2 separate regions of the Mus musculus genome follow, and region 2 is linked to region 1. A link is a contact called in ENCODE POLR2A ChIA-PET data. All regions are on one chromosome and are shown on one strand. The core of a region is the stretch at or near the end of the contact, and the rest is flanking DNA. Distances in the headings are between cores, read along the strand shown.

Region 1 (2,700 bases), core at 72-2,571:
GCTGGGATTTGAACTCAGGACCTTTGGAAGAGCAGTCGGGTGCTCTTACCCACTGAGCCATCTCACCAGCCCCAGTGTGTTCTTTTATAATGCACAAGGAATCCTTTAAGGACAGTTTTTAGGTGGCTGCAAGTTTAGTCACCCCTTTCATCTACCTTCCTGGGTGGCCAGGAACCAACCATTCCATTTCTCCAGGCCTCGGTTTCCCCATCTGTGCAGTGAAAACCCGCGGAACCCCATCCCTGAGTCTCTGAGAGCCTGTAGAGGGATAATTAATGGAGGCTCATCCAGAAACTCAGGGTGGAATGGATGTCCCCCTCCCAGCTGCCCCCCAGCCTCTGGGGACCGCTGTGCTCCCAGGTACCCCATAGCCTAAGGGACCTCCTCCCCACCCCCAACCCCACCCCGTGGCAGGCGCTGGGCGGCTGACCTGGCCTCCTGCCAACACGTGGGTCATGGTCTCATCTGCCAGAGCTGCGGGCTGCGGTGCCTAGAGGATCTGCGGACAAGAAGAGCAGGGTGGGGCTGAGTGGAGGTCTCAGTTTCCCCAACTGTAGAGACCGGATGAAGTCATTCTCAGCCGACGCCCTCCTCCTCGTGATCCCAGCCTGGCAAGACCAGCCAGGAGGGAAGGGAACCAAGATGAAGTGAGTCCCTTCTGGGCCCGGGCCAGGCTCTCTGAAGGGCACACGGGCTCTCAAAGATCTGCAGCCCACAGGGTCCAGGTACCTGAAAAAGGGGTAAGGAGGACAAAAGTACCCCGGCCCGGCTGGAACCAGGGTCTCTCCGGTTGTCAGCCAATCTGATGTCCTTTAGGACACCTTGGGACCGAGATGGCTGTAAATTGGAAACTCACGGGAACTGCTTCAAGACACTCGCCGGACCCTTCCTTCTGCGGGCCCAGAAACTGGGCTGTCCCGGGAAGGAAGGAAGAAGGAGGCTGGGGAAGGCCATCTCATAACCCCCTTCGTGAGGGGGGCTCCTACCCATGTCTGTCAATGCCCTCTCCCGAGCACCGCATCTAGCACTGCATCCCTCTCCCGCATTGGTGCACCAGTCACTGGGGTGTCGGTCTCCTGAGTTTCAGTCCCATCCCGTAGGAAGTGCGACCCCCAAACTCACCCACCATCCTAGGGATTGCTGCTTTCGCTCCGAGCAGGGAAAGAAACCAATCTCATCCCCGCCGCCACACCGGGTGGAATAGTGGCAGGATGGGAAGAGGGACTTACCATCTGCTGAGAGCCCAAGGCAATACGTCCAAGTTTCCCCGGGACGCCCCGGGGACTGGCGGAAGCGGCGGGGCCCCAAAGTGCGGGACTGCGAACTCGGTCGATCCCTCCCACCCGGGCCTCCTAGGCGCGCCCAGGCTGGGGTCACCGAGGGCGCAGGCCAAGGGCGCCCTCGTGCGGCAGGAGAGGGCGCACGCGTTGGGCCCGGACCTGCGGCAGGGGGCTGACCTACTGTGTCTGACAGCGCAGCTCAGCGGCCCAGCGTTGGTCCTGATATCCTGGGTGCCAGTGACCTTGGGAAGTGCAGCTGCGGGGCGGTGCGCGGGGGTGACTGGACTGCTATTCCGGGCGCCGCGCTCAGGGCCAGGGAATGTGCCTAGCGCTGGGGCTTGGGGTGGGATAGTCCATGCCAGGGCGCCCTCTCACTCTCAGTACCCCGTCCTGCTCCGTAGCACCCCGCAGCCAGATACGCCAGATTTCCTCTCCTCATCCCCATCACCCACTCAGGCCAGGCTCCTAGCTCTGTCCCAACAATCCCTGGGACCCCAACCCAGGTCTCCATCATCCCTGCAACTGGGACTTCCCACCCCGTCCCTGTTACCCCCAATTAGACCTCTCCACGCTGGTCCACATCATTCCCCAGTTAGACCTTCCTGCCTTGGTTCGCATCTCCACCCCCCCCGCCCCCCGACTCCTCACTCGAGTCCCAAGCATCCCCTCACGAGGCCCCGCGCGCCCGCTGGGGGCGGAGGGACCCTCCCTGCCCCACATTCCCAGGCGCTGCCGTCACCAATGCTCCACCCGGTCCCGCCCTCTAGGCCTGGACGCCAGTGCTGCTTCTCTCCACTGGTTTTGGCCTCAAGCCCTCCGCCTCAGTTTCCCATTCCCGGCACTCTGCCAGCCTCTTGTGGACCCCCTGACCCCATCGCCTTCGTGTAGCCTCCCGGCAGCCGGGCAGAAGGACGCCGCACTGCGATGATCAGTGCTGTGTGGACCATGCTATTCCTGGGCGCTGAACTCGCCTCCTCTAGGAAGCCCACCTGGCTGACCTCTGGCCCGCTTTCCTCACAGGGCACGGTGCCTGCTGTATGCACTCCCTGAAAAGCAGACTGCCTGCAGTATTTACTACACATAGAGGACAGTGTCTGCTGTATACACCTGCCTCAGGGAGGTCCTCTGGACAGGGCTCAGCACAGGACAGCCGCTGGAAACATCTCTGAGTGTGACCACTCCGTGACATTATTATGCAAGTCACTGTGTGCACACAGCTATGGCCCAGCAGCCAAGCCCAGTGTGGGGAGGTGGCCATGCATGGCCATGACTCCGATTTCTGACACCCATCATCCTGTTGAAGAAAAGATGCTAAGGCCAGGCATGGGCTGTGAGGAGAACCCCTACAGAACATATAACCACTAAAGGGGCTAGAGGCAAGGGTGGCCTAGCCAGGGTCAGCAGGAGAATGAGAGACAAT
Region 2 (2,700 bases), core at 174-2,673, 51 kb after region 1:
ATGCTCCAGCCGTAGGGCAGCATGCATGCGGCCCAGGATTCTATTCACACCACTGGGGATAGAACTGGGGAAGAACAGCAGGTGTAGGTTGCCTGGCTATTATTCAGATAGACAGCTTTCACTGCCCTGATTAAAAGGTTGCAAATATGGTCTATGTAGACGCTGCCTCAAAAAAAAAAAAAAAAAAAAAAAAAAAAGGCTGGAGAGTTGGCTAAGAGGTCATGAGTTCAATTGCTAGCAACCACATGGTGGCTCACAACCTTCTATTGGGTGATCTGATGCTCTCTCTTCAAGCAGGCAGAGCACTCATGCATTAAATAAATAAAAAATTTAAAATATTTTTTAAAGAGCAGACTTATTCATAAAAAAGTCTTGCACACAAAAACCACATTCACATTAGTCAGAAGCCACTGTGATGTTACATTTGGGGCCACCGCTCAAGAAGAGCAAGGGCTTTGGAAACGCCATAAAAATGGGGGACATTTTGCTGAACAAGAAGCCAAACCCAAATTTATGCAGGTGAGGGGATCAGGCCACCTGGGGCAGTTCCCTTGCTTCCCGAAACCATGATAAAGTCCCCGCGAGGGTCAAAGGGTCAGCCCATCCCCCTCCCACCCCCGCTTCCCAGCGGCGTCTGGCCAAGGCCCGGGCGCCCCTCGCACGGCGCGCACGGTCCCCGATTCCTTGGAGGACAAAAGCCCGCGCCACAGGCGGGCTAAAAGCCACGAGGCTGAAGCCTTGGCTGCAGGCGTGGCGCACGCGCACTCACAGCAGCGCTGGGTGGCGCGGATCAGCAAAAGGCAAGGCACTGGGTTCAACGCATGCGCGCTGAGGCGAGCCATGGCCGGCGCGTGCGCACTGACCACAGCTGGCACGTAGGACGCACGCTCGGACGCACGCTCGGACGCACGTCGCCCGGCCCAGACCGCGGCCCGCAGTCGGGGCGCCCAGGCCGCCGCAGAGGCCGCTGGGAGGCGCCCGTTGGGGCCCTGCGCGGCCGGCGCGCTCATTCACCTATAGTAAAAGACATCCCTGTGGCCGGCCGACAGCCCCGACCTCCTGGGCACTTCTTCCCTTTCCCAGCCCTGCGGGAGCGCCGGGCACTCCCACCTCTTCCGCTCCATTGCGCCCCGGCTTTTCCGCCCGCCGTGGCCGATGCCGCCGCCGCCGCCGCTTCTGCAAGTTGCGACCCCCGGGCTCGTCGCCGATTCGGCTCCCTCCGCCGCCGCCACTCGCCGCAGCTGTTCTGTCCCACGGGCCTCCGCCCTCCGCCCCCAGCCGGGCGCGCGCCGGCTTCGCCACCCGCTCGGCCCCCTCCCCGCGCTTCACAGCCCCCGCTAGGGGGGCCGCTCCGCCCACCCGCCCGCGCGTGGGGCTCGTCTGCGCAGGCGTGGAGTCGGCCCCGCCCCTTCGCGCTCGCAGGACCAGTCTGACTGCCGTCCAGACTCTCTGCGCAGCCGCGGCCCCGACCCAGCCTTCGCTTGCCTTCAAGACCCGCCCCAAGGCTGTGAAGCCAATCAGATCACTTCAGCTCCTCGGCTTAAAATGCACAGTTGGCTACGTCCCGCCTTGCGGGAGACGCCCACAGGGCATGGAGACCAATCAGCGCTCAGAACCTCGTTCTGTGCTTAACTTCTCATATAAATCTGCTCTGAGACAAGGACAGCCAATCAGCGTGGCCGGGGTGGGACAACCATTGCGTTTGCGCTCTAGACTCCGGAAGCACAGTGTGTGCTGCACCTGGTCTGTACCAAGCTGGAGCAGTTTCGCCCGAGCTGCCGTCCTGGTCCTGGGGTCGCGCTGGGCTGCACCTGCGCAGTGTGCGTTTGTCAGGGACCCGCCTGGGCTTTGTGAAAAAGATCGAGTACAACTCGGGGCCTTCGACGCAGTCCTGCTTCCCTCTGCGTTTCGTTCTGGCCTCTCGGCTGTTCCAGCCCCAGCCTCTATTGCGTTACTGCGAGGACAGAAATGCACCACCACTCCCGGCTTCACCAAGAACTATTTAAGAAGTTTGTTCTTTGCAGCAGTACTGAAAATAGAAAGCAGAACCTTACACGTGGTAGACTTTCTGCCGTTAGGCTGCACCCCAGCCTGAGTTTGATGGCTCACGAACCTATTTAGAACATTCCTGGCCAGCCTGGGCCACACAGCAATACCCTAAAATCAGGCCAGGAATAGTGGCACGTGCTTGCCATCTCAGCACTGGGATAGTGGAGGAAGGAGGATCAAGCACTTCAAGACCAGCTTGGAGTTTACTAGATCCAGCATCAGAAGGAAGAACAAAACCAAAAACTGGTTTCTAAGTTAGTGAATGGAGTCACTCGCACTATCGCCCCTTGTCTACCGCAGCCCTGAGGACAGGGAGCTGGGGGGTCACTTACTCCTGCTTGGTACTGTCGGCTGCTTTGCCACTCAGGCCCAGCCAGACTTACCCAGGGAACATGCCTGAAGGCCAACTACCTTCTCACCCAGGCTTCCATTATACAGTACCTGGAAGACCTCTCTTTGAAAGGGGACCCTCCCTGACAAGGAGAGCTGCCAAGGGATCATGAGGTGAAATCACAACACATTTAAAGATCTTTGTCTTGCCTGCAATTTTTGGAGCTCAGGAACTGTATTTTATGAGCTAGGATTTGGGTCCCCAGATCAGGAGGAGAGATCAGATCACAGTGAAGAAGGTCAGGGGGACATGGAGGCTGG

The links. ChIA-PET counts read pairs that join two places held with the same protein, here RNA polymerase II (POLR2A).
Region 2: POLR2A ChIA-PET joins it to region 1 with 16 read pairs in Patski. The contact joins the promoter of Mbd3 here to the promoter of Adamtsl5 in region 1. POLR2A ChIA-PET finds 5 or more read pairs at or near these places in 4 of 5 experiments (Patski and embryonic stem cell).

Annotation. Positions count from the first base shown.
Region 1 is chr10:80,347,127-80,349,826 of GRCm38, forward strand. Adamtsl5 (ADAMTS-like 5) reads right to left here and starts at 1,322. Exons shown (of 13, transcript NM_001285435.1): 1 at 1,230-1,322; 2 at 431-499.
Region 2 is chr10:80,398,108-80,400,807 of GRCm38, forward strand. It overlaps Mbd3 (methyl-CpG binding domain protein 3), which reads right to left and starts at 1,424. Exons shown (of 7, transcript NM_001306143.1): 1 at 1,111-1,424. The coding sequence starts at 1,124.